2 separate regions of the Mus musculus genome follow, and region 2 is linked to region 1. Evidence: chromatin loops called from intact Hi-C (ENCODE). Cell type or tissue: heart. All regions are shown on one strand. Links, peaks and the distances in the headings refer to the core of each region. The heading gives the core; the rest is flanking DNA. Region 1 overlaps Galnt17 (polypeptide N-acetylgalactosaminyltransferase 17). Region 2 overlaps Galnt17 (polypeptide N-acetylgalactosaminyltransferase 17).

Region 1 (15,782 bases), core at 4,786-12,785:
GGAAAGATTGTAAGACCCAGAGGGGATGGAGGACACCAAAGGAAACAAGGCCTTCTAAATATAACAGTACCAATGCACGTGTAAACTCACTGAGACTTTGGGCTGCATGCACAGGGCCTGTAAGAGTCTGCTCCAGATGGAGTCCCAGAGCCGAGAGGAGCAGTGTACACAAACTCCCATCTCTCACCCGGAAGCTCTCTCCTCTTGATAAACACTCGCAAAGGAAAAAGGGAGTTCTCTCCAACAGAGCCCTCTTAGGGATACAAACCATTCTTTAGACGTGGCCCCATGCCTGGCAGTCACCGGCCAACACAAAACAAACTCAATAGCATCTTTCAAGATTCTTTGTTTTGACAGGGCATTAAAAGAAAAACAAAAACAAAAACACCCTTCGTCTTGTGTTTTTGCGGGATTCCTATGTGCATCAGCGTGTATATCGCTGAGTCTGTACGTGTTTCTTGTGCTTTTTCTTTGACTCTTTCTCTTCTGATTGCTTGTTTTGTCCTATTACAGTTTTGTTTTACGTTATTTTTATTTTATTATTATTCTTCAGACTGCCTTCTTGTTTTTAAACTAGAGACAAGCAAGGGCATGGATTCAGATGAAAGTCTGTCCTCCCCTCTTTGATGGTGGGTACCGGAAATGTAATCAGAATATATTAAATGGGGGAAAAATCCATTTCTAATAATAAAATGAAACAAAGGCCTTTTCAGTTTTGTCTTCCACCATCAGGCCCCCTGCTGATAAACTGGCTCAAGAAGTTCAAGGCCAGATAAGACAGTGTTACACAACAGTTTTCAGCCAATTAACTACCCTATTTTTCTTTAAAACTGACCAAATTAGGGGAGGAAGACTCTTTAGGGGCTTCAAAATACTAGCCCTTGAGAATAAACCAGCTTTTCCAGCTTTTCAAGTGTCCCCTCCATTTCGCATAAGGCTTTGGCGGCTGCTGCTGCTGCTGCTGCTGCTGCTGCTGCTGCTGCTGCTGCTGCTGCTGCTGCTGCTGCTTCTTCTTCTTCTTCTCCTCCTCCTCCTCCTGCTCCTCCTCCTCCTCCTCCTGCTCCTCCTGCTCCTCCTCCTCCTCCTGCTCCTCCTCCTCCTCCTCCTGCTCCTCCTCCTCCTCATCCTGCTCCTCCTCCTGCTCCTCCTCCTCCTCCTGCTCCTCCTTCTGCTCCTCCTCCTGCTCCTCCTCCTTCTCCTGCTCCTCCTCCTCCTGCTCCTCCTCCTGCTCCTCCTCCTCCTCCTCCTGCTCCTGCTCCTCCTGCTCCTCCTCCTCCTCCTGCTCCTGCTCCTCCTGCTCCTCCTCCTGCTCCTCCTGCTCCTCCTCCTGCTCCTGCTCCTCCTGCTCCTCCTCCTCCTGCTGCTCCTCCTCCTGCTCCTCCTCCTCCTCCTCCTGCTCCTCCTGCTCCTCCTCCTGCTCCTCCTCCTCCTCCTCCTGCTCCTCCTGCTCCTACTCCTGCTCTTCCTCCTCCTCCTCCTCCTGCTCCTCCTCCTCCTCCTGCTCCTTCTTTGTCTGCTGTACATATGTGTTTCCTTTCCCCCAGTAAACACTTTTCTTCAATGCTTTGGAGTGGAAAATAAATGTCATCTCTAAAGAGCCCCAGTAAATGGTCAAAGTGCTGAGCTGACCACTGAGTGTTCAGGCCTAAGTGGGACATTTATTTTAGTGCTCATCCCCCAGGGCTCAGGGAGCATCACTGAAGAGATGGCACAAAGAATGTAAGAGCTGGAGGGCAGGGAAGAGAGCTGTGAGATGCTGTCTGTCTTCTGAACAAGGCATAGATGTTGCATTTATGAACTCACAATAGCTACGGTTTCTTGTAGAAGACCTTCACACAAGATCAAGCCAACAAAATTGGCTACCATTGCAACAGGTAACATTAATTAGACTCAGTGAGCTAAAAGAAAAAAAAAAGTTTCTATCAGCACAGGAATCTCCCCTTCTTTCTTTGTTGGTGCATAACTATGGACCCAACTCTCCATCAATCCTTTCATCTTCAACCCACTGATCCATTCATCCATCCTTCAATCGTCCATTCATCCATCCATCCATCCATCCATCCATCCATCCATCCATCTACCCATCCACCCTTCTATCCATCTATATTAACTTCAAGACATACGCATATACATGCATCAACTGATATATTTATTCATACATATTTATCAATTTATCCATTGATATATCTATACATGAATGTATACATACATATATACTTATCATACATGTGTTCATCTACCCACACATACATGCATTCATACTTTCGCTTACCATCTATATACTTATATCTATGCATACATATATCTACCATCCATCCATAAATCTACCTATACAACAATATATATGCATATATATATATATACATCCACCTATACACATTATATGTAAATATAAACATACATAAATATACTCATCTGTTTTCAATTTATCTATCTATTTATATATAAATATATTTGTTTCTATTCACACACATATGTATACAAATATAATTATTTGCACATACATAAATATATATCTACCCATTTATATGCATCTATAAGTATATCTATCCAGTCATTATACATACACATATCTATCCACACATAATACATAGACCCTTCATTTCACTAAAGTATCTAGATATTCTGATTATGCTGCTTAGTTCAAATAAATCAAAACCAGTTACTGTCATGGTTACACACATGCACACCCAATTTTCTCTTCTCTGGGAATAATTAACTATTACAGCTTTTCCATCCTATTGTCTGCAGAGCAATAAATTATGAGCAAAAAGTATGTATTTCAGTAAATGGTTCAGATTTCAAAAAGCCAGCAATACTTATCTTCTCTTGGGGGATGAATTTGAATGCCCCTCCTCCCTTTCCATAAGGCCAGTGGGGACCCAATATTAAATAATCTTTTTTTTTTTTCCAAAATCCATTAGGGGAAGACTTTTCTTCTCCAAACAGAAAACCTAATGCTGTCCTCACGAATTTCCCAGGCATCGCACACCACAGAAATACCACCCCCCTCATCCCTTCCCAAGACTAACAACTACAGAATTCAACCCTTCACATTTAATTTCCTTTTAAAACTGGGTTTGGAGGGGGGGGGCACTGGGCATCCACAGAATGGTTATTCTGGACTAGCTCCCATTAGAAAGACTGTCTGGAACAAGATACCTTCATTGTTATGCAAATTGCATTCCTATGCAAAACTCTACTCGAAGTCCAATGTACTGTTTTTTTCCCAGACTAGCTTGCCCTCTTCTGCAGTTAGCTTCTATTAAGTGTTGGCTCACTGCTTTTTAAGGTCAAAAGTCCCCTTTCCAGGAAATCCACCTGATACACAGGAGATTTCTGTTCCCCCCCAAAGCTGTTCTTCTCCTTGGTGATCATTTTTTCCTAACAAGGAACTAGCACTTTGTCTTCTAATGCCTCTTCACTGGGTAGGGCAGTTGGCTGCAGTACGGGGGAATCTCTGCCCTTCCCTGATTATCCCTTTTTCCCTTCTTTGAAAAAATGCTGTCTTTGTAAGCACTCAAATAAATCTCTAAAGGGAAAAGGCACCCACGAAGACACAGCCATGACTGCCTGGTATTTACAGTCCAGACAGGGATCTTAGATTTATCTCACCCCTGCTTAGCTCGTTCCAAAAAAAAAAAATCCAGACCCTTGAGAATAATTCTTATGATGATTCAGACAATTGAGAGGTCAATAAGGCTCAGAATAAAATATCCATGTATGGAAAGAAATAAAGAACCGAATTCAACAAATGGAAAAAAGTATTTGTGGAGCTGGGGAGAGATGGCCTAGTGGGTAAGAGTGTTATCTGCTCTTGCAGAGGATTTGATGTTACCAGTCAGCACCCACAGCAGGGGGCTCACAACTGCCTGTCACTGTAGCTCCGGGGGAGTCAACTACTTTCTTCTGCTCTTCATTGGCACCAGCATACACATGCACAACTGCACAAGCGCTCGCACACACACCTAAAAAGGAAAAAATTTCCGATTCTCTGCCGCACCGAGATTTTCTAAGTCTCTCTTTGGGATGCCCACCCCCAGCAGAGACACTGCATCTCAGTATGTGAGAATCACTGAGGAGGAAGCCACAAGAGGGATCTAGAAAGAGAGACAAGGGTACATTAAATACAAAATAAATTAAAAAAAAATTGAGTCGTCCATGTCTTCAAACAATGCAGGCTCTTTCTACACCCTAGACCTAGAGATTCAGGCACAAATAAACAATGTGCTTCCCAGACTCCCGGCCCATACAGACAAGAGAGGAAGATGGTTGAGTAAATACCACCAGGGTGACCCATCCACAAGCTCTGCACGCCCAGGTTCTGCCAATCGCAGGTCAAGCGCATTAGAGAAAACAATTGTATTTAACACATACTGTGATGGTTACTTTCCTCAGTGCTGTGGGGAAATCCCTGGTAGAGTCGAATTAAGGGAGAAAGGGTTTGTCTTGGCTGATGTTTTCAGAGGGTGGGAAAGGAACGGTTGCAGGAGCTGCTTTGTCTATAGCTGTGGAAGTATGGGTAGAAATCCCACCGTGGTTGGACAGACAGACAGGGGTGTACTCATCAAGGTTTCCAGCTATTAAACCACATCTGACAGCTAGACCCCCTCAGCTCAAAGATTCTATATAGCCCCCCAAAGGAGCACCATGAACCTATGAGGGGCATTCCTCACTCACAACACATGGCTTTGGGTAGCAATTCCTCCAAGAGGGAAGTCTTCCTAGAAGGCTCAGGAAGTGGATGAATCTTAGAAGTTTCAGAAGGCAGAAACTTAACACTATGCACAAGGTACCTCCCTAAGTTATACAAGCAGCAATGATTACTAGGGAAGGGAGACTCTTGGCAAGAAATGAGTGTAAGTTGGGTATCAAGATCAAAGGACGCAGCTTTGACGTAACACTGGCCGTGCTGGGTGGGCTCTTCCATGATGCAACTACCTTTGGATCACCCATGGTACTGTATATTATTTCCACCCATACCCCAGTGGGCAAACTGGATAACTCATTGTTTCACTAAGTTGGACTTTGGTGGACTGTTATATTGTTTTGTTCTTGGTGCCTGGAACAGTAAAAACAAACAAACAAACAAACCCTCTGATTGAAACTATAAAGTAGATGGCAACTGAGCAATGACACCCAAGCTGACATCTGACTTACACACTTGCACACAAACACACACACACACACACACATACACACACTAATTTTGAGAGGTTTGTTCCCTCTTAACAAAGAAGATAGACCTTTCCTGTCTAAGCTGCTTGTAATGCTGGTCCAGGGAACATGATATTTGGCTCAACCATACTGGAACAGATAGAACCGACTAGAAAGGGTCATGCACTTGAGCAGACATATGGGTGGGGGGGGGGGAGGATCTGGATCCTCTAAGTGACTAGAAAAGACCTCCAATGACTAACACAGCAGTAAGTGTTCTGTTATTTGCTAACCAATCAAAAGAGCAGGCACACAGAATGCGAGATCACATTAGCTAAGGCTACCATTGAACACTCGGAACTATGATTGAGGACTCAAGTGCTGGAACTTCTCATTTAGAATCCTGGCAAAGGGGAGATCTGTGATGTTTCCAACTTTGCTTTACATAGGAGCTGCACACATGGATGATTCTTCCTGGGGCGTGTTACTGGGTGATAGAAAACACAGGTTCAGCAGGATGTGGGGCACACACCTGTAATCCTGGCACTTTGGAGGCTGAGGCAAGAGGGTTAAGACTTCTAGGCCAGCCTGGGCTACATAATGAAACTCTGTCTGAAGGGGTTTTAGGCAGCCATTGCCAACATGGCTCTGGCAGGCCGTACCCTTCTCCCATTCCATTTTCCTTGCTTTAAAACAAACAAACAAACAAACAAACAAACAAACAAAAACCCCCAAAAGTTAGAGTACGTTCTTAAAGCTAGGAAACAAGGTCTGTTTCCTTATTTGGCCACTTCTTCCCCCTGAAATTGAATACCAAGTTTCAGCTATGAAAGTACTGAGGTCCCACAACTAAAAACCTCTTTTTGGCTACCCTAACAAACTGATCTAATAAAAATTAAACACCTCATCTTAACACAAAGCTTTTCCTTTTACATTTATAAACTGTCATTTGCCCCATGGGCCACATCTGATTTCTCTCTGTGCAGAGGAGGTCATTTGTCCCTCTGGGACAAATATCCCTGCCCCTCTCTCCCTGGCCTCTTTCCTTTTTTCCTTCATCCTCTATCTCCTGCCTTTTACTCCCTGCCCGTTGTCCCTCTGGGACAAATAAATGTCCTCTGTGCTAAGAACTTGGTCTAGGAGAGTTTTGTGCCAACACAGGTCCTTTCTCCATTTCAAGAAGAAGAAGAAGAAGAAGAAGAAGAAGAAGAAGAAGAAGAAGAAGAAGAAGAAGAGGAGGAGGAGGAGGAGGAGGAGGAGGAGGAGGAGGAGGAGGAGGAGGAGGAGGAGGAGGAGGAGGAGGAGGAGGAGGGGGGGGGGAAGAGGAGGAGGAGGAGGAAGAGGAGGAAAGTCACAATTGTCTACATTTTTTTGGCAAGTGTACCAAACTTTACAGCACATACAATTTATATATAGTGACAAGAGCCCCAAGTTCATGCTCAGTCTCCTTTTGCCCTTTATCACAAGTTCCTTGATATAATTATTATCATTATAATATTCTATACTTAGAGATTGGATGAATATTTGAAATATCTACTTGGCTGGATTGAGAGATGCCTGAGGCACTGATGAGTCATAACTGCTGGATATGTCTATGAGGGAGCTCTCAGAGATGACAGAAGTGTGGGTCAGTGACCTGAGGTGGGAGGAACTTCACCGAATATATGTGGGTACCATATAGCTGGCAGGGGTCCCATATGGAAATCAAAAAATGAGTCTTCTCTTTCCCCCTTTCCTCCCTCCCTCTCCCTTCTCCTCTCCTGTCTCCTCTGTCTCCTCCTCTCCTTCTCTTTTTCCCCCTTCCTCCTCTTCTTTTCGCCTTTCCCCTCCTGTCTTCTGCCTTCCTTCTTCCCTCCTCTCCCTCTCCTCTTTCTTCCCTTCTCTCCTCATCTCTTCTCAGGCATGCCTTCTATAAAAGGCAACTCTGGGGAATACAAATGGAAGCAGCCAGCTGCTCTGGGTGTGGGGATGAGCCTCCGAAAACCAGGTGAGACCACAGACCCTGCAAGGCAGATGGCTCCCATATCCAAACTGCCATTCCTGGCTGCCTTCTTTCTTTGTAAATATCCTTGAAAGCTTGAGGACTGTGAGTCACCAGGACAAGAATAGATTCATTCCTGAAAGGCAGGTCTTGTGACTGACATTCTCTTTGCTGACTTGCCACCTGGTCACTGGGCCTTCCAGACACTTGTCCTCATGCACAAACTTCCCTCAGACCTGAAACATTCACTTTTTCTTGGATTGGATAGAATCCAACCCACATTATTCCTGGAGCAGGCTCATACAACACTTCCCACCTACTCACTGCTGGGCCTTTCCTTTTACTCCCCAAAGGAGAGTATATTGCTTGCCTACCTGCTTGCCTCCCTCCCTCTTCCTCTCCCCCTCTCCTTTCACCCTCCCTCCTTCCCCCTCTCTTTTCCCTTCTCCTTCCCCCTCCCTCCCCCTCTCCTTCCCCTTCTCCCTCCCCCTCCTTCTTTACCCTCCCTCTTTCCCCTTCCTGTTTGAACCCAGAGCTTTGCATATCCCAGGCAAACTTTCTACTTCAGAGTTGTGTTCCCAATTTTTATTTTAAGACTGTAACTAAGTTTCACAGGATGCCTTTGAAGTCAGGACCCTCCTGCTTCAGCCTCCTGAATGACTCACTATACCCTGTTTGGTGTGGACTCTTTCCAATAACTGGAAATAATAAACCAAGCCTCCCAATGAACAAACCTTTGTAAAGTCTCAGAAGTACACAAAAGAAGTCTAAGCATTGTTCTATTCTGAGCAACAGATTAAAGAAAAAAAATCTATTATTTAACTATGTGTTGTTTTTCTGAGTGAGGGTATGTGCATGTGAGTGCAGTACCCAAGGAGGGCAGGAAAGGGCAGCTGCAGTTATGGGCAGTTGTGTGCCACCTAATGTGGGTTCTGGGAACCATATTTGGATCTTTTGCAAGAGTGACAAGGGTTCTTAACTGCTAAGCCATATTTCTAGTCCCTGGACTTTGGATTTTACTGTTCATTTTCTGGTTCTATTTTTATTAAAGGTTTCTTTTACAAGACACTTTTAAAGTAGTTCCTATGGAGGATTTGGGGAATGACTTAGCGAGAAAAACCCTTGCCATCCCAGCACTAAGGACCAGATCTCAGTTCAGATACCCAGAACTCACATAAAGCTAGAGTTGGTGGTGAATAGATCTGTAATCCTAAAGTCCTGTAATCCCTGTGGTGAGATAGGAGGCAGAAACAGGAGAAATCTCTAGAAGCTTATGGGCCAGTTACTCTCTTGAGTGCACAGTGGGGAACAACAGGGGACCTTGCCTCAAACAAAGAGGAACACAAAACACAAACAAAAACCAGGGCTGAGGAGATGGCTCAATCAGGGTAACTTTGCTTTATATTCACAAAACCTGCCTTGAAAAGTCAAGAACCTTCCTGTAATCACAGGGCTGAGGAGGCTGAGACAGGTAGATCCCTGGGACTGTGCCCACCGTGTCTAGCCAGTTGGCAAGCTCTAGGATCAGTGTGAGAGCCTGTCTCAAAAATAAGGCAGAATAACACTCAAGGTTGTCCTCTGCCTTTCACACACCCACACACCCATATACCCAACACAAGAATAAATAACTGCAGTGTGAATGCACTGTACACTGATAAGGGGAATATAAAATAGTAGAGATGCTGAGAAAATTGAATTGTATTCCAAACAAAATTAAAAAAAAATACTCTATGACCCAGCAAGTACAACCTTGGTTTATGCCCAGTAGAATCTGCAGCACAGACTTGAACATGTATCTACATAGTCATGCTCACAGCAGAACTGTTTACAATAGCCCAGAAGTCAGGGTGATGGACTAAGGGATAAACAAGATGTGGCACATCCATACCATGCAATTTTATTCAGCCTGAACAAAGGAAGGGAATCTCAACGCATATTAAAACATGGATGGACCTCAAGGACATTATTCCAAGTGGGAGGAAGAAAGAAACCAGTCACATGAGAACAAATTCTGGATGTCATTTATTGGAAGTACTAAAAGGAGTCACATTTGCTGAGACAGAAAGAAGAGTGCTTGTTCTAGTCCAGTGGTTGTCCAAGGCAACTGAGAAGCCCTGAATTCTGTCCCCAGCACCTCATACACTAGCAAGATCAGGAGTTCAAGGTCATCCTTGTCTACCAAGTAAGTTTCAGGGCAGCCTGGGCTATGTGAGACTCCTTCTCAAAGCATAGAAACAAAAGACCCTAAAAGGAAGGGAAAGGATAGGGTGTTGTGACTTCGCAGAGCTTCATTTTATAAGACAGAAAATGTTCTGGGGATGTCTCCATGCTAGTAAACACTGTCAACCCTCACAACCTACACCCTCAGAAACAGTGAAGATGGTAAGGTCTTTTACCATAATTAATTTCTTAATGTAGATAAGTCTTGATATTCCCCTGCTTAGAGTTGTAGGTGGTTTTTGTTGTTGTTGTTGTTATTTTCTTTTGTTTTACAAATCCAGGGATTTTTTTTTAAGTGACAAAACAGCTGGGTCTGAAAGTGCAGATCTATGGTTGCAGCAACTCAGGAAGTTGGGGGGAGGGGTATCTTGAGTCATACAGTGAGTTTAAGGCCAGCCTGGGCAACTTAGTGAGATCCTTCGTCTCACTGGTTTACTTTACCACAAGGATACTAAGGATACAGCTTAATTATAAAATGTCTGTTTAGAATCCCCCAGGGAGGCACTGGGGTATAGCTTAGTCATAAAGTACCTGCCTAGAATCCCCCAGTGAGGGGCTGGGGGCGTGGCTCAGTGGTAGAGCACCTGCCTAGAATCCCCCAGGAATGGGGTGGGGTATGACTTAGTGGTAGAGGACATTTCTAGCATTCATAAGTTCCCAGAACTTCCCATTGAGAGAGAGAGAGAGAAGAGAGAGAGAGAGAGAGAGAGAGAGAGAGAGAGAGAGAGAGAGGGAGGAAAGACTTTCAGGCTATTGGTTGACTTAATAAGCTGTTGTGTCTCCTGAACATCCTACTTTAAGTATGGACACCTCTTCACTACTTGAGACACCAGACTATCAGCTTGACAAACTATTTCTTTTCAGCTGTCTGCCAAGAAAACAATGAGAACAATATACAAGAAGCCTTTTCCCTTGCTCTTTGGCACCAATATCCACCAATTCCAAATGCCCAGGCTGGTAGGAGAGAGGTTCACAGACTTCCTATTTCCACACAGACACACCAGAGACACATCTGCACAGAACACTGTCCCAGATTTTAAGAATACCTGCTAATGCAGGTTCTGGGGATGCTGCTTGGTTGTTAGATCCAAGAAGCCCTGTATTCTGTCCCCAGCACCTCATACACTAGCAGGATTAGGAGTTCAAGGTCATCCTTGTCTCTACAGTAAGTTCCAGGGCAGCCTGGGCTACATGAGACCTGTGTCAAAACATAAAACCCCAAATCCCCTAAAACTAATCCACTAATGATTTCACATTCCAGTAAACATCCCAGTCAGACTCTGCCACCCTAACCAGAATAGAAAATTGGATTCTAGCCATGGATCATCCCTAGATACAAAATTACAGTACTTAAGCCTTCAGCTGGATCTGCTATACAATTGATGTAGAATAACCCTCAGGAAGAAAGGATGCATAAATTGGTTAGGAGAGGAAAATTCATATTAAAATTCACTCCTAATCCTACAAGCAAGACGGTGAAGGGGAAGAACCCCAAAGGAACAAGAGAAATTACAAGCCTTAAAATCGGATTACATTTGATAGAAGACACACGACACGGTTAGGGATTCAGACATTTAATTTTATGATCCATAACTACATCTATAGCTGTGCCTGTAGGTATATCTTATCTAACGCCATCCCAAGCCTGTCCTTTTGATTTTTCTCCCAGTGGTAAAAATGCTAGGTTTGTAAGTGAAATGCTGGACTTACAGGTAAAACCGGCAATGGAGCCTCATGTAACAGCTGGTATCCCAACAGAAACATGGAGGTAAGAAACAGAAATGTAAGCTGTTCAAACTGCAAAGAAGCCTTCGGTGTGGGGAGACAGGCCATTAAAACAAAGGTGCATTTCCTGTTATTTTGCATGTATGTGTGAGTGCCTGCTTATATATCTGTGCAACGTGTACATGCCTGGTGCCTTTGGAGGCCAGAAGAGGGTATTGGATCTCCCTGGAACCGGTGATAAAGATGGTTGCTAGGTACCATGTGGGTGTTGGGATTCAGACCTAAGTCCCTGGAAAAGCAGCCAAGGAAGGCTCTTAAGTACTGAGCTATATCTTTCCAGCCTGTAATTTTTTTCATCTTGCTAGTTGTAAAAAAACCAATCTTCAATATCAGCTTGGCTAGACTTAGAACCACCTAGGAGGGACACCTCTGGACCAGTTCTGTGAGATTTCTAGAGAGGAATCACTGAGGTGCTCTAAGTATGGGTAGCTCTATCCCATGGGCTGGGGGTCTGGACTGAATGAAAAGGGACACAGTGAGCCAAGCGCCAGCATTCATATCTCTCTCTCTCTCTCTCTCTCTCTCTCTCTCTCTCTCTCTCTCTCTCTCTGCTTCCTGACTGTGGATGCCGTGTGACCATGTGAGAATCAGCCTCATGCTTTCTCTGCCATGATGGATTATAGCCTCAAACTGGGAGCTGATAAAAAGCCTCCCTACCTTGCGTGGCTTCTTAAGTGGCTTCGGTCAGGTATTCTGTCACCACATGGGGATAGTCAGCAGGACAGCACCACATAGACTCATTGATCTTCCTTGATTGAACCCACCCTTGCCCCATAGTGATGGCTTCCGACCAGGTCCTAACAAGTTTGGAGGTAACACTCCATTTTCAATGGCTTTTCCATCCCTTGAATGTTGCCAAGTGCTTACAGAAGACCTATAAAGAATCCGAACAAGGCAATTCAGGAACAAAGGGTGGGAAATGTGCTTAAGCAGGTCATCACACACACACACACACACACACACACACACACACACACACACAGCATGACTGGTCCCTACCCCATCACTCCATCTCTTCCCACTAAGAATCACCCATGAACACACAGTCCAGTCGGCTTTGAGGAAGTGATTGGATACTGACAGCTCCTTTCTCACTTGTGGGTTTACATATTGATGGAGTCAGCCTAATGGGGGATTGGGAAGTGGTGGACACTTACAGGGCAGAGCCTAGATGGAGGAAAAATGGGTCACTGAGAGTGTGTCCCTGTAGATGGCATTTTGTTCCTACTGTGTGTTATATGTCTGTGTCTATATCACTCTTATTCTCTTGTTGACTCTATGTCTCTCATTATCTCTGTTGTTTATTCTCATCATAGCTGTCTATCTCTACCTCTTTGTCTCTTCTTTGTTCCACATTCTCTATGTGTCTCTGTCTCTGTCTCCCTCCTCTCCCCCTCTTCTTTCTCTTCCTCCTTGCCACAGACACACAAACAGTGTAAGTGATCAGACACTGAAATCTCTAGCTGGAACAAACCATTCTTTCTTTACATTGTTTGCCTCAATCAAGCATTTTGTCATAGCCACAGATTCAATTAGAGACCATGTTCTCCTAAAAAAAAAAAAAAAGATAGAGCTACAGAAAGACACTCCATGACAGCTGGTCTCTATGTGCACATGTGCACATCCCACACATAAGCACATGCATGTGCATGTACACAAACATGTCCATGTACAAACAAGCCTCTAAAATTGTATAAAAAGAACCAATAAATCATTGAATGAATTAATACCACTATTCTTCTCAATTGGAATGCTTTCGAATATTAGTAACATGGCTAATTAAAGAACTGAAGTGTGTGTTTTCATTCCAAGCAGTGAGGTGTGTGCTAAGGGGATGAGTTGGGAAATCAGAGGGAAAGCCCTGTGCACCTTCTTGAGAGACAGCTTAACAGGCTCAAAGGCACATGTGTACACCTTGAATCCCGGGTAGAGAAATAAACGCTGACCATTGTTCCCAGTGCTGGGATAAGTTTAGCACAGTTGTTTATAAAGTGCTTGCCTCCGTGCTTCCCTGGAGGAGTTAAGTTATTATTGGGATACGGCAGAAAGCCATGATCGTTTTGTTGTCAGAGTTCTGGAAAGAGAAATTTCAAGGGCTAATGTGAAATCTTTGGGGTCAAGTCCTGCAAGGAATGTGGGTCTTTATCAAATATAATAGCTGCTTTAGCTGGGACTTCAGTCACTGTGAGTCACCAAAAAACAAAGGCAGTATTTCCCAAAAAACATACAACCATAGAATTGCTTACCAAAAATTAAAATAAAAGAAGCTAAGTGTGTATAAATCACTGCATTAAACATTAAAAGCACAGTTTGACATCTTTTTTGGCATGTCAGAAGTATAGTACATTTGCATAAGTTCTGGTTTTTAAGTTTTTACTTATATATTATTAAAGATTGATTTATTTTCTATTTCATGCATATGAGTACATTGTAGCTGTCTTCAGACATGCCAGAAGAAGACATCAGATCCCATTATAGATGGTTGTGAGCCACCATGTGGTTGCTGGGAATTGAGCACAGGACCTCTGGAAGACAGACAGTGCTCTTAACTGCCAAGTCATCTCTACAGACTTTATATTTTTAATTTAGTGTATGTTTACGTCTGTGTGTGGGTCCGTGCATATGAGTGCAGATGCCCACAGAGGTCAGAAGAGGGCACTGGATCACTTGGAGTTGAGTTGCAGCTGGTTGTAAGCTGCCTACCTAGCACCTGAAATCAAAGTTGGGCCCTTTTCAAGAGTAAGACCCATTCTTAATCCCTGAGACATCTCTCCAGTCCCTGGGCTGAGCTTTTTTGATGTTGAGTTGGGGGAGGAGGGGTGGTGCACTGTGCACGTGTCAAAATCAACAGATAACCTCGTGTTGCTCCCCTCCCCCTCCTCCTCCTCCCTTATTAGAGACAGAGTTTCTTGTTTGCTGCTGTGTGCACCAGGCTATCTGGACCATGAGCTTCCAGTGGTTCCCCTGCCTCTGCTTTCTATCTTACTGCAGGAAAGATAGGATTGCAGACTCATACCATAGTGCATGGCTTTTACCTGAGTTCTTGGAATTCAACTCAGTTATTCATGCTTGTGTGACAAGCATTTTACCCACTGAGCCACCTCCTAGGACACACACACACACCCCTTTTGACACGGGTCTCACCAGATAGCCCAAGCCATCACCCAGTTCACAATCCTCCTGCCTCAGGTGCATTACCAACAATGCACTGCCACATCTAGGTCTCGGCACTTTGCATTCATGCCTGAATGTGCCACCTTCCCCCCAAAGAGTCCCACTGTCTAATCACGTAGTTCTCATTCACACACCAGACTCTATTATCCCAGACCAAGGAATCCCTCGTTCAAAATGGATTGGCTAATTTCTCTTGCAAATAATTTCTGAATAAAATGAAGAGAAAGCAATTACGTGGCATGAGTAAGACCAGAATGCCTAAGCCACTGAAGCAATCATATTTCTAAGATTTTTTTTTTAGTATATTAATTACGCACATGACAACCATTGTTCCTGTAGCAGATGAATGCCTTGATCGGAGTCTGGATTTCATCATTTTTTTAAAAGATGCATTCTATTTTAAGTTATGTGTTTACACATCTCTCTGTGTGTATGTGTGTGTGAGAGAGTGTAAATAACCACAGAGGCCAGATCTTAAGCGTTAGGTGCTGTGGAACTGGACAGGTGGGAAACACCCATAGCTGGGAACTGAACTCAGGTCTTCTGCAAGAGCATCACTTGCTCCTAATTGCTGGGCTATCTCTCCAGCTCCCATCTCTTACTTCAACATCAGAGTTCTGCTGCTCTCCTGAAAGCGATACTGTAAAAGGGTCAATAGAAAAGCTCCTTCCACTTCCCACCAAACTGGCACTGCACTGACATTCTAGGATGCCATATTACCCCAGATCAGAAGTAAAACCCAGAGAAACGTTATTATCAAGGACAACTAAAAGAAGGTTTTGAAAAATATTTTTAGATTATGCCTATGTGCGTGTCTGTGTGGGAGTATGCAGTATGTGGATATGGAAGCAGTACCTGCAGAGACCAGAAGGCAATGTGTCTAGGACTAGAGTCACAGGGGGGTAGAGCCACCCAGTGTTCGTGCTGGAAAATGGACCCAGGTTTTCTGCAAGAGCAGCAAATTCATATCTTCCAGGCTCTGAACCGTATGTATAACATTTGTATGTGACCATTTAAAACTATAGAACTCGGGGCTGAGGAGGCAACTTAACTTGGTAAACTGCTTGTTGTGTAAGTTTGAGGGTCTGGACTGAGCCTCACAACCCACACTCATCAAGAAAGAAAAGCTGGGCATGGTGTGTGGGCTTGTGATCCCAGACCTGCATAGGTAGAGAGAGGAGAATGGCCGAGGACCACTGACTAGCCAGCAGAGCTGAACTCGAAAGTTCCAGGCAAGTGAGAGGTCTTATCTCAAAAAAGATGTTAACAGCAACTAAAAGATATACATGGTTTTCCTCTTCACATGTCTGAGTATGTGCATGTGTACGTGTGCATGCAAACACCCACACCCACACACCCACAAACAAATTAAATTAACTCTATTTTATTTTTAAAACATTAAATTCATTTTATATATTGATCCTCTCTCTCTCTCTCTCTCTCTCTCTCTCTCTCTCTCTCTCTG
Region 2 (14,087 bases), core at 3,494-11,493, 67 kb after region 1:
TATTTCGGCTATTCTATGAAGCCAGCCTTCCTGGATCCCCACCAATTTTAAGCATTGCTTAGGTTTTTAACCTTGAGCTTTGTCTCTTAGTGAATAGAATCCATCCTTATGAGTTCCATGTGTTTCACATCCTCCATTACTAGAATCTATTTTTATGCTTATTACAAGTTCTTCCTCTCTAGGTCCTTGTCCTGAGCTCTTTATCAGCCAATAGAACTCATCCCAATAAAGGTCACAGGTGCTACATGGCTAGGGAGTGTCTATGTAGTTATGCCTAAAGCTCTGTTGTGATAACTGTCATGTGGAAACCTTTCCCCAGAGTTTTAACTATATGTTATCAAAACAGCCTAGTTGGTAAATTGCTTGCCTTGAAGTACTTACTTGAGCTGGATACTTAGAGCCATGTAAAAATAAGGTAGACCTAATGGGCCATGTTTATAATCCCATCTAGTACTAGAGAAATGGAGATGGGTAGATTCCTGGTATTTGTGAAGATAGAAGCTTAAAGGCTGTCTTATTGTAAAGACAAACTAGGCTCACTCCTGTTTATGACTAAACCTCTGTCTCTCAAGGATTGGGCTGTGTTCCACCTGTAATGTTAACTACAAATGGTTCTGTACTGCCTATTTCAGGAATGGCAATCATGTCTGTTTCAAAAGTTGTTTTCTAATCATCTTATAGCCCAACTTTTCTTTCAAAAGGTTAAAGGTACACCTATGACTACCTTGTTGTGACTACCTGCTGTTATGACTACCTGTTGTTATGACTACCTGTTGTTATGACTACCTGCTGTTATGACTACCTCGTTATCCTCACCTTGGAACCATGTCTTTGTTTTAGGTGATCATTAGAACTAATTGTTATACTTAAGTTCTGCTCCTATAACCCCACCTATTTTCCCACCCCCACCTCCCCCATTTGTAAACTCTCTATTCCTGAGTGCTAAAAATCTTGTCTTGCTTGGCAGTGGTGGCTCATGCTTGGGAGGAAGAGGCAGGCAGGTTTCCATAAACTAAAGGACATCCCAAACTACAGAGGGAGTTCTATAACAGCCAAGGCTACACAGAAAAACTTTCCCAGAAATCAAACAAACAAACAAAAAACAAACAAAAATCCTTGTTTTCTTCACATTCAAGATTAACCCAGAAAGGCAGTTTCTTGTACACAAATAAAAAAGCTTACTTTCACTAATTGATTACTTAATTAATTTGGTCATGATGATTTGGGTCAGTGGTCTTTCTCCTCCCATTTTCTGTGATTAATACTTGCTGACCTAACATATTTTACAAGTTCTAGCTCAGTGAGAGACACTGTCTCAAATATATGTGATGGACAGGGCCTGAGGGATATACACACATGCACACAATGTGCACATGTACCTGAACACATACACACACAGAAATATATGTGCACATGTACATACAAATATGCACACACAAATACATATAATTGTACACACATATATATTTGTGTGTGTATATACTATGCACACACAGATAATCATGCAAATGAATTTTTAGGAGAATACAATTCAAGCTACAAAAGAAACAGAACAGCTGCCCACCTGCCTTAGTACCCATCCCAGAGGACTGTGCAGTCCCATCTCATAATGCATAGGAAGTTTCCAATGTTAGTACCTTCCTCCTAAATACAAGAAAAACAATGCATCCCCAGGCAGCTGAGGACATAGTAATGAGAGCTGAAATAAATTACGAGGAAGTCAGAAAATTGCATTTCAGACATGGAAACACCTGAAGTATGCAAAGAAATTGAGAAATTTCATTGCACTGGGAAAATAAGATTAAAAATAAAAAGTAAAAACCAGAGAGAAAGCTAAAAGCCAAGTGGAACACTAGAAGCAAATATTTGCTATTCAAAAGTAAAACATAACAAAGGATTAATATCTAGAATACAAAATAGTGGCAATAAAGAACTCTAGATAAACAAATAGAAAATGGAAACAGAGAACTCTCCCCCTGTGTAACACTAGTGGGAGAACAACTGGTGGCTTCTAGTTTTCTTTTGTTGATAAAATAAAACACTCTAAGCCAGTGCTTCTCAATCAGTGGGTTGAGATACCTTGGGGCTTTGAACAGCCCTTTCACAGGGGTCAACTAAGACCATCAGAAAACAGATATTTATAATTCATAACAGTAGCAAAATTACAGTTATGAAGTAGCAACGAAAATAATTTTATGGTTGGGGGTCACCACAACATGGGGAACTGTATTAAAAGCATGCAGTGTTAGAAAGGTGGACAACCACTACTCCAACCAACAGCAGCTTGGAGAGAAAAGGGTTTATCTGACTGATGCTACCTAGTTACAGCCCCTATGACTATGTTGGGGCAGCAACTCAAGCAGGAACTGAAGCAGGGACCATGGAGGAATACCACTTACCAAACCATTCGTCATGCTGTCTTGTACAACCCACAACGCACCTGCCCAAAGGTTGCACTGCCTACAGCAACCTGGGCCCTCTCAGGTCAGGCATTAATCAAGAAAAATGCCTTCAAAGATTTGCCTATCTAGGTCAGTCTGGTACAGGCATTTTCTTAGTTGGGGTTCACTCTTTCCAGATGACCAAGAAAGTGTCAAGTTGACAAAAACCTAACAAGCACACTTAGCTATCTTTTTATACACCCCATGACTACCTTCCCACAGTGGGTTGGGCCCTCCTCTGTTGATAGCCAATCTGATCTGGCCAATTCCTCAACTGAAACTCCCTTCTCAGGTGACCCTAGGGCTGTGTCAAGCTGACAGTTAAATCTAAGTAGGACAATGGTATCTATGACGATTTGACAAGTACACAACTTCTGAGAGAGAACCCTATTTCTAGGTTTCTATGTGGAGAAATGCTATAAATACCACAGAGGGGCTGCGGCAAGGATCTTAAGTGCAGAAGTGGTCGAGAGAGGACAGAAATGGAAACATCTTAATATCCATCAGTAGAGGACTGGTTATATAAACCACGCTCAAGCTGCTCAGCCTACCAAAAAAAAAAAAAAAAAAAAAAAAAAAAAAAAAAAAAAAAAAAAAAAAAACAAGGGAAAGGGCTACGGGCATAGCTCGAAGGTAGAATAATATGCAAGGCCTTGATGTTGATCCCTGGCAAAAATAACAAAAACAAAAACTACTATCATAATCAACAACAAGACCAAAATGAGGACGAACAGTGGTTCTCAACCCTCCTAATGCTTTGACCCTTTAATACAGTTCTTCATGTTGTAAAGACATCCCTAGCCATAAAATTATTTTCATTGCTACTTCCTGTGATTTTGCTATTGGTATGAATCTTAGTGTAAATATCTGATATGCAGGATACCTGATATGCAACTTCCAAAGGGGTCTTGACCCACGGGAACCACTGGGGTAGGGGAAAGTTGGAACAAACAGGAACTAGGAAGATAACCATCAGTAGTGTGCAGGACCCATCCAATGAGTGGATAAGTCAATGAATCTCTAGTTGAATAAATGAATATAAAATGTCCAGAATGATGGCTCAACTATCATCACCTTAGCCATCTGAGATCAGTATTTCAATTCCTGGGACCCACAAGGTAAAAGGAGACCTCTACATGCTCCTGTGTGTGAGTGTGCGTGTGTGCCTGTGTGTGTGTGTGTGTGTGTGTGTGTGTGTGTGTGTATGCGCGTGCACGCGCTAAAATGGGGAATGGAGAGTACTGAGTATGGTCACCTACACTTATAATCCCAGTACTGGAGAGGAAGGGACTGGATGACTCCTGGGGCTGGGAGATGGAGCTTTTGACAAACAAATGTAAAGAACAGAGTGTGCCTAGTGGCTTTCATGTGAGCCTAGTACTTAGGAAGCAGGTGTGCACAGGGGATCCCCAGCCAAATTGGCAAACTCCAAGTTCAGTGAGATACCAGGCCTCAGGAAATCAAATAGAGCCATGGAAAAAGATACCTGACATCAACCTCTGGCCTCTGCACAAGAGCACACACATGCAAACATGCAAACTCACACACGGGTGTAAAAATCGCATCCTGTAAACCAAAACTAATTACCTAGACACAAAGAGCTGGATAGAATCTGACATAAGAGTATGTTGCTAGGATTTCACGTCTAGAATAGCTAGATGAAGAAGAAAGCTATCTGGAGCATGCAACTGATAATTTTAGATTAGGGAAAAATTAGGAGGAATTAGATGAAGAGAGACAGTTTCCTCTCTTCCCTTGTCCAGTGCTGTAGACTGAACCTCACAAAGAGCAGACTGGAGTGCTGACACTGAACTATCCCCCCCAGCCTGGATATTTCCTGTTTGAAGTATAACTACAATAGCATTGGTAATGTACTGCAAGGCAATAAGTACAGGGAAGTAGAAGGCCCAAGAGATGTCTCAGGAATTAAGAGCACTTGCTGCTCTTGCAGAGGCCCTGAGTCTGGTTCCCAGCACCCATGTCGGGCTGTTTATGAAAACCTTAAACTTCAGCTCTAGGGGACTTGATGCCCTCTTCAGGCCCCCAGGGGACCTGCGCAGATATGCATGCCATCACTCACAGGCACAGCAATCAACTTTAAAGAAATCTTAAAGAAAGAAGAAGAATTATAAAAGAAGTCAAACCCTCCAATCACATGTAAATAAAGGTTTTACAAACATTTTCAATGATAAATGGCCATAAAAATCTGTTTTTCTTTGAAAATATACATGTACATATACATACATATGTATATATGTATACACATATGCATGTTTATATATGTATATATCTGTATATACATGTGCAGACATATATAAAGAGGAACCCCTGTAGTAAATTTAAACAAAAAAATGGAGAAAGAATATATAACAGGGTTAGACATGAGAAAAAAAACAAAAACAAAAGAAGCTTGACAAAGTCACTCATGAGAGCTAAGCAGTCACATACCACAAAACAGATCAATCCAGTAATAACTGGTGTGTTCCCATAAAAGCTTAAAATAGAATGCCAATGAGAAAGAAAAATTCAAATTAAATATTAATTAGAGGAATGAAATGCATTTCTAAAAGGAAAACAAATTGTACATCTATCCTGCGGCTGAGAGCTTTGGGGGCAGTTCAATGGCTGTAAGGACAAGGCACAGTGATTCTCTTCTTTATCTTCATGTATGTGTCAGACCTGTGTGTGAATGATGTGTGTGAGTGGGGGGGGGGGGTTACACATGCTATGACATGTGTGTAGAGGTCAGAGGTGGCCTCAAGAGCTATTCCATATCCTCTGCCTTATTTGAGACAAGGTCTTATTACTGTTGTGTCCACCAGGCTAAGCCACGTTTCTGGGCGTTCCCCTGTTTCTGCCTCCCATCTCATAGCACGGCTGAGATTATAGATGCATACTTGTATCTGACTTTACATGGGCTCTGGGGATCTGAACTCAGACCCTCATGATTACATGGCAAGCACTTGCTTTACCCCCTGAGCCACCTCCTCACCCTTGGCAAAGGACTTCTAAACAGAGTAACAGCAGGTATGTGATACCCTGTGTCCTGTAATCGTAACAATGTAGTAAGAGTTATGCAAACAAGGGAATTGTTCTGCAGTTGCATTTGAAAAGTAGGGAAAATGTAATGCATGCTGTGATAGCCTATAAAATGTCACCCTTTCTAGAGCAGGACCACCCACACAGAGCAAAGGATGAATCTTTTGCCAGAAGTTTATGGGTTCTTTCATTGTAATATATGTGCATAGGCATACTTGTGCGTGTGTGTGTGTGTGTGTGTGTGTGCGTATGCACACATGTTAAGTGCCTGAAGAAGCCAGAAGAGTACATTAGAACCCCAGAAACCCTAAAGCTGGAGTTACAGGCAGTTGAGAGCAACTCAATATGCATGCAGAAAACCAGACTATGTTTCTTGCAAAAGCAGCAAGTGTTCTTAACCACTGAGCCATCCCACCAGCATCTGTACTATGAGTTCAACACTGTCACAGATTACCCCACTCTTCCTTCCAATGATGCTTATTCATACATCTCAACCATGGACTGTATACCTTACTGACACTCCATCATGGGATCCCTAATAAGGATTTTTCAAGTATTTTTCACAGATGAGAAAACTGAGTGAACGAAAGGGCTTCATTTGAAGGTCATTGAACTTTGGAAGGGTGGAGTCAGATTCAAGCCCCAAAACAATCTTTTCATCCTGTCATAGTATGGTGAAGAACAAAGCCAGCTGTGGTGGTGCACATCTGTATTTGCAGAACTCAGGAATCTGAAACAAAATGAAAGAGAGCAACATGGGCCACATGGTGTTCCAGGCTAACTTAGAGCTATGAAGTGAGACACTGTTGAGAGAGAGACAGACAGACAGACAGACAGACAGAGAGAGAAACAGACAGAACCAAAGTAAGAAAGAGAGAGGGGGAGAAAGAGAAGAAGAAAAAGAAAGAGGGGAAAGGAAATAAAGAAAGGAAAGAAACAGGAACAAAGGGGAAAGAAAAGAAAAAGAAGGAAAGATAAAGAAGAAGGAATGGAGGGGAGAAGGAAGGAAGGAAGGAAGGAAGGAAGGAAGGAAGGAAGGAAGGAAAGAAGGGGAAGGGGGAGGGGAAGGGGAAGGGGAAGGGGAAGGGAAGGGAAGGGAAGGGAAGGGAAGGGAAGGGAAGGGAAGGGAAGGGAAGGGAAGGAGGGAGGGAGGACGGGAATGTAAAGATAAAATAGGAGGGAAAAATAATGACAAGCAAGACTTTCTGAATATCTAGGGAACTCAGCTACTAGCTGAATATGAATACCTTTCTACAACTGCACACTTTACCCACTGCCTTCCACACTGATCCCACAAATTCAAGAATGAGGGCTTTATAGTTAAAAGTAAACTCGGGCACACAGACCTCAGTTCCAGTTGCTTCCTGTTATTATGCAAGCCATAAGTGACCTCAAGGCGGTCTCATCCTAGCCACGGTTTTCCCATACAAATAGATGATTCAGAGCTTTCGTGAAAATTATGCAAGTCAACACCAGACAAGTACACATAGTACTAAAAATTTGCTAAGTAAACCTTAGCTATGCAGACAGCCCTAGATTGTGTCTGTAAAGGTTAATCTGTCCATTTCAATGGATTTAGAATCACTTAAGAATATGTCCTCCGAGAGTGTTTTCAGGGAGGATTAACTGAGGAAGAAAGTCTCACGCAGTCATCTCTCAATGCTTTCCAACTGCGGATACAGTAAGACTGGCTGCTTCACATTTTTGCTGCCGCCATCGCCGTGCAGCCCCGCCATGATGGACTCTGCCCTCAAACTGTGATCCACCATAAACCCTTTCTTCAGTTACTTTTGTCAGGGGTTTGGTCACAGCAGTGAGAAGAGTGAATTCATTGGGTAGATAAGCCAGAAGATGCTAAACTGCAGCTCAAACTCAGACTAATTCCTATTTATGCAAGGTCCACAGGCTGAAAAGGGTATTGCTTGCTAACTTTGACATCTAAGGAAGAATAATACAATCCTTTCTTGGTCTGGGGAGGGACGTCTGCTCCAGACCCCGCCCCTATCTACACCCTAAGATACCAAGAAGTCGCTCAAGCCCCTTATGTAAAAGGGTGTCATATTTATATGTAATTTGCATAGAGTAGACAATATATTTGCATATAATCTATCTCCCGTGTACTTTGAGTTAGCGCCAGATTATTTAGCATACCTAATACAATGTAAATGTATGTAAACAGTTGTGATATTGTATTATTTAGGGAACAATGATAAGAAATATCCAGGGGTGTTTTTGATTTTGCTTTGTTTTTTTCTTCTCCTCAGTATGCCTCATCTGAGGTTGAGTTTAGAGTTTTCAGCAACAGAGAGCTGAGCTGATGGATATATAGTGACATATGGAAATCATAGGAGATTCAAATTTTGCTGTCTAAAAATAAAGTTTTATTGGAATGGGGCCACACTCCTTTGTTTACATAGCCTACAGAGGTTTTCCACGTGACATGGCAGAACTGTGTCATTGTGACAGAGACCAGATGGCCCTCAGAGCTAAAAATATTCCCTCCCTGGCCTTCTTCAGAAGAAGCCAGACAACCTCTGACCTGCCAATTATTAAACAAAAGCAGCAAGTTAAGGACTCATAAATCAGTTATTTGTTTTATATGAATATAATGTCATAAATCAAAATCCCATTCCTGAAAGGCCACATCATGTTGTACAAATAATGCGCTGAATCATATCAGAAAGAAAGATACAAAGGAATGATTTTAAATGCAGTGCATACATGCACCCAGACATGATACAAAGGCTGTACTATAAGCGTGTGTTGGAGAAAAGCCTTACTGTGTAGGCCCATAATCTCAGAACTCAGGGTCTGAGGCAGGATGACAAGTGAATTCAAGATCTGCCTATTAAAGGTGCCTCGGCAGCTTTAAACGGACCTTGTCTTAAATTTTTTAACAAAAGTAAAGAGTTCAGGCCCAGAAGCTGAGCTCCTACCCAGAATCCCCTAGGAAGGGGCTGGGGGTGTGGCTCAGTAGTAGTAGAGCTCCTACCTAGACTCCTCCAGGGAGGGCTGAGGGCGTGACTCAGTAGAATAACACTGTTTGGCATACATCAGGCAGTGGGTTTGATCCTCAGTAGTTTCTTTGGGGATTTATTGGCGTGGTTGAGGTTTTTCAGTTACAGGAATCTATGGATAGAACCCTCCCTCATTCTTCATCATTCCCCTGGGGCCATAGATGCCGGCCGTATCTTTAATATTTCACACACACACACACACACACACACACACACACACACACACACACACACACGTTCCCCTCAGCCCCTGCACACACCAATGGCTCCATCCAAACATTTGCGTTTGACAAGAGATAAAAAGAGGGATGCCCAGCAATCCTCCTTCAAAGTCTCTATCATCATCACCATCATTGTTGTCATAATGCTTGCCATTAACATCAAGGTTTAGTTGATATAGGGTCTCATAATGTAGCCCAGGCTAGTCTCGAACTCATGGCAATGCTGCAAGTACTGGGATGTTAGGCATGCACCATCATAGCGAAGGCCAGCCAGTCGATTTCAAACAAATGCTGGCTCCGTTTCAGAGGCTCAATGTGTCTTCACGTTTAAGTTCATACTCATGAATAGGCAAATGAGGTCCTCCAGGGCTGCACTCTATCTAGAACTCCTTCTTCATCTGAACTCTAGGCACTAGTAACTCTCTAGGTGGCGCTGTCTTTTCCCTCCTGAAGCTTTTGCTCAGGCGGTCCAGGTGACAGGGGCATGAAATCCAGTCACCCATCCCTGACCCCGTTCCCACCGCAGCCACCTCATTCTTACCACTCACTTTTCCAGGTGAATACCTTTTCTATCACACTACCTACAACAAAACAAAACAGGGCCGCTGTCTTCCACATCACAGTAGACCATGGAAGAATTCTTTGTCTTCATTCTCAGTTATTCAACACCGTAGGAAGGAGTGAAAAGAGTGGGACGTGGTACCCTACACTGAGTGTCAAAGATAGAGCGGTGAGGCAGGAGTGGGTGAGTGGGTGGAGAAGCACCCTCATAGAGGCAAACGGGAGAGGGGATGGGGTGGGTGATTTGCGGAAGGGAAACTTGAAAGGGGGGCAACATTTAAAATGTAAGTAAATAAAATAACCAATAAAACAAAATATAAAATGATAAATAATGAGGAGTTTGGGGGGAGGAAGATCACGGATTATTAAAATCCAAATGCATATTGCTTGCTGAAATTACAGTTTGAATGTGGAATGCCCCCAGCAGGCTCAGGGTTTAGAACAGTTGGTTCCAGGCTGGTGGGGCTGTTATGGTTGTATGTATGAAGGTTATATAAACTTCAAGAGGTGGGGCCACAGCTGGAGGAAGTGGATCACAAGGAATGGCCTATTCCTATCTTATCTCTGCTTCCTGATCCTCCCAGATATGATCAATCACAGTCGCCAGCCAACCACCAAATATTTTCAAAATGTATGATGTGAATCTTTCCAATTACATCTCCCTGAAAAAGTACCGATTTACATTCCTTTTCCCTGGATATTTTTAAAATGCTTATTTGTTTTAATATGATGTGAAAGTTTAAAGAGCAAAAGAGAAAAACAAATTGCTATTTGGGAAAAGGGGGTAGGGAATAAAAGGAAGTTCTCAAATAAAAAAAAAACAAATTAAAAACAAAAGTGTTATAAATAGTGAAATTGTATTAAAACCAAGCATCCAGGGTTATGAATGAAAATATTTTTTAAAAGAATTAAATACTCTCTGTCATGGCTAGTATTGATTGTCAACATGACAGTGTCCTGAGTCTCCTAGGAGACACACTTTGGGGCATGCCTATGAGGGAGGGAATTCCTGGACTAACCAAGGAAGGGAGATTCACCATCAGTGTGGGCAACACCATCCTGGTCTTGGAGGACCAGCCTCTGCCTCTCTCTCTCTCTCTCTCTCTCTCTCTCTCTCTCTCTCTCTCTCTCTCTCTCTCCCTCCCTCCTTCTTTCTTCTTTCTTCCTTCTTCCTTCCTTCCTCCTCCTCCTCCTCCTCCTTCTTCTTCCTTCTTCTTCCTTCTTCTTCCTCCTTCTTCCTTCTTCCTTCTTCTTCTTTCCTCTTCTTCCTCTTCTTCTTCCTTCTTCTTCTTCCTTCTTTTTTCTTCTTCTTCCTCTTCTTCCTTCTTCTTCTTCTTCTTCCTCTTCTTCCTCTTCTTCCTTCTTCTTCTTCCTCTTCTTCTTCCTCTTCTTCCCTCTTCTTCTTCCTTCTTCTTCTTCCTTCTTTTTTCTTCTTCTTCCTCTTCTTCCTTCTTCTTCTTCTTCCTCTTCTTCCTCTTCTTCCTTCTTCTTCTTCCTCTTCTTCTTCCTCTTCTTCCCTCTTCTTCCTCTTCTTCTTCCTCTTCTTCTTCCTCTTCTTCCCTCTTCTTCCTCTTCTTCTTTCTTCTTCTTCTTCTTCTTCTTCTTCTTCTTCTTCTTCTTCTTCTTCTTCTTCTTCCTCCTCCTCCTCCTCCTCCTCCTCTCTCCCTCCCCCTCCTTGTCCCTCTCTTCCACTTCTCCCTACTGCCACCATGCCTCCCCCATCATGATGGGCTGTACTTTTGATCGGTGAACCATAATAAGCCCTTCGTGTCTTCAGTTGTATCTTGTGAGGTGTTTGGTGACAGCAATGAGAAAATAATGAATACAATGCCAATTCCACTACAGTATGATAAAGTATAACCTCATACATTTACATCTAAAACTAAAGAATAAAATGAAGAAAGATTAGCTTAAATCCATATTCAATCTAAATCCATTGAGAGAACAATGCTAAGCACAACAGGCTGAATATAGAAGAAATAGACTAAACCAAAATTACATTCTTTTCTCAACTCGAGTTTTAAAAATTATAACAGAAGCTTCAGAGCGAAGATAAGCATCCATTGAATAAATGTGGGTGGTCCCATCTTGCATATAATTTTAGACAAATTAGCAATCTCAAGAATGCATAAAACACACAAAAAGTATGACAACATCAACATTAGAAAATCTGTGTACACATTACAAATGCACTCAGAGGCACAGATAGCCCAAAAATAATTCATGCAAAAGAAAGCTTTCTACCAGTTTTCAGAACAAATAAGAAACGTGAACAGAAGGTTTTTTTTGTTTGTTTGTTGCTTTGAAGTTGCTGATTTTTTTGTTTGGTTGGGTTTGGTGGATTTTTGGTTTGTGTGTGTGTGTGTGTGTGTTTTGTTTTGTTTTGACAAGATTTCATGGTCTATACTATCCGCAAAATCACTATGTCAACCGGGGTCACATGGTGCTATCTGTCCTTCTACCTCATCTCCCCACGTGCTTGGTTTACAGGTATGAGCCACCATGTCCGGCTCTGAGCCAAACTTCTCTATTAAGTCAATAACTGGACATGGGTTTAATGGAGTTATGAATTAAATACATGCCAGTCCAAACAGCAGGTGTACTATTTAAAATTTATTAAATTAGTGCTAGCTTAGTGGCAGGATGTTTGCCTACCACATGAGAGGCCCCTAGATTCCATCTCAGCATGGCAGAGAATGCAAAATTTTAAAATAATAAGAATAAACTATAGAAAAAGAATTTGGTTCAATTTTGGCAGAGAGATAATTAAACTGCCTCAATTCTTTCAGAAGAGAGTATGCCCAGTAATATGAAGAGTAAGTAAAACTATCACAGGAAAAACAATATAAATAGAATCCTGTATATATGTTGCAAGTGATTTGGAAGAAAACTCAGTTTTTCTTGTGTCTGTGGTACAGATTTTAGTAAGGGAGCTCTCCATTATAAAGCAAAACAAAACAAAAAAACAGAAGTAACTTATTGCTTAGTGATAAACAATGGGACAGAAATAAAGGTGTCAAGTCATTTATAGCCATGTAGAAGTGGAAAAGGGCACTTACCACATGATGCTAAGGGAGAAAGGAAGTAATAGATTGAATGCCCAGAGTGACAGCAACTGCGTACAAAGCTTCCTGTGTTCACGTAAAGATAGAAGCAGGACAGAGAAAAGGAGAGATGACTGTGGTGTTTTTAACCTGAGTTTGTAACTCAAATTTGTAAACACTTTTGCAGAGCCTCAGGACATACAGTGATAAGTCCCTTAAAACCCAACTTCTCTAGGCTAGGTAGACAGTTAAGTCCTTGCTACACAAGCACAGGGACTTGTATCGGTCAACAGAGCCCATGTAAAAGTAAGTCAGCAGCCGTGGCTCATGACCTTGATCCCCACTGTAAAGACAAGAGACATGAGGCTCATTGGGATTTGCTGTTCAATAGGATAGCTCCAGGCTCAGTGCGATACCTTGTCTCAAAGGAATATGGTAGAGAATGATGGATCAGGCTGTCCTGTGTCCTACTCTGGCATCTCTAGGCACACGCGCGCGCGCGCACACACACACACACACACACACAGAGAGAGAGAGAGAGAGAGAGAGAGAGAGAGAGAGAGAGAGAGAGAGCGCAATTTTACAAAAACGCCAGGCTTGGTGACCTATGCTTGTATTCCAAGTTCTGTGGAGACTGAGGCAGGAGGATCCAGCCAAACTAAATTAATCTGTGAGCCCAGAGTTCCAGTGAGAGACACTGGCTGAGAGAACAGTATAGATGGTGTCTGAAGAATGGCACCTCTGGTCTCCACAAGCACATACATATATGTGTACATACACATATCCATTCAAAGAAACACTCAGGCGGTCTCTGGAAGCATTAGAGCAATTACTACCAGTAAATATATAGTAACCCAGGCTATAGCCTTACATACCAATAAACACCATCAATGGATTCCAGGCAATTCTTTCTAGGATGTGTTGTAGGGATGAGTGGAAAGGGGAATACACAGTAGGGCACATGTGGATGGAGAGTCCATTGCTGTAAACACACTGTCCTAAAATATCACACCAGAACCACCAGGCAGACCTACTGAAACAGATACTGGTCTTTTAAGACAACCTGATGGGCTGACAGAGGTTGCTGCAGCAGCAGGTTTATTCAGAGAAAAGGTTCCTGTCATCAGCACCAAGAGGCTCTGAAAAGCTTCTCGGGGAGGAATCGATTTTCAACACAAGATACCAGGTTGGAAACATTTGTGCCTTTACTTTGAGAAGTCAGCAGATTTCCCAAAACATTTTCTGAAGAGATGTGTACACAGGAAGGGTCAATATTAATCTAATGGTTTAAACTATTAGTTCGGCTCACTAGAACTAATGTGTGAGGGTGCACACTTTGTCTCCAGAAAGAGAAGAAATAGGAGCTTTATTGCAGTTCAATAATCCTCTGAATAGAGTAACATGATCCGAGTTTTCTTTATATCCCTATCATCTAACCGCATTTGATATAGGGTGAATGGATGGGTAAGTCGGTGAGTGAGTAGCCATGGGGACAGATAGAGAGTGGATGAAGTGGTGAGTAAGTGGGTGGATGGGCAGACGATGAGTGCACAAACAGATACCAGGATGTATTGATGACTAGAAGGAACGGTGGGTAATTTTCGATGTATGGATAGAGTGAGTAAATGAATGAAAGTGTAAGAGTGGGTAAATGAGAAAGATGATGGATAGATTATATATATGCATATATATACATATACACACATAGATATATAGACAGACACACATACATGGATGAATACATATAAAGATAGATACACATAC

What was found. Peaks named below come from ENCODE experiments on the same cell type or tissue, not always from the same donor. Only the 100,000 strongest peaks of a DNase experiment are listed, where the experiment ranks them.
Region 2: it touches region 1 in a loop (2.4-fold over the local background); 5 of 42 quality-filtered maps call a loop at or near these places.

Annotation. Positions count from the first base shown.
Region 1 is chr5:131,174,196-131,189,977 of GRCm38, forward strand. All of the region lies in intron 1 of Galnt17 (polypeptide N-acetylgalactosaminyltransferase 17), which reads right to left. Among named protein-coding and RNA genes, the nearest start is that of Gm40338, 97 kb to the left of the region's middle. In heart, for the core only: no CTCF peak of the experiment used is centred there; no DNase peak of the experiment used is centred there; H3K27ac peaks cover 617 bases.
Region 2 is chr5:131,242,973-131,257,059 of GRCm38, forward strand. All of the region lies in intron 1 of Galnt17 (polypeptide N-acetylgalactosaminyltransferase 17), which reads right to left. Among named protein-coding and RNA genes, the nearest start is that of Galnt17, 58 kb to the right of the region's middle. In heart, for the core only: no CTCF peak of the experiment used is centred there; a DNase peak (open chromatin) is centred at 7,939; H3K27ac peaks cover 918 bases.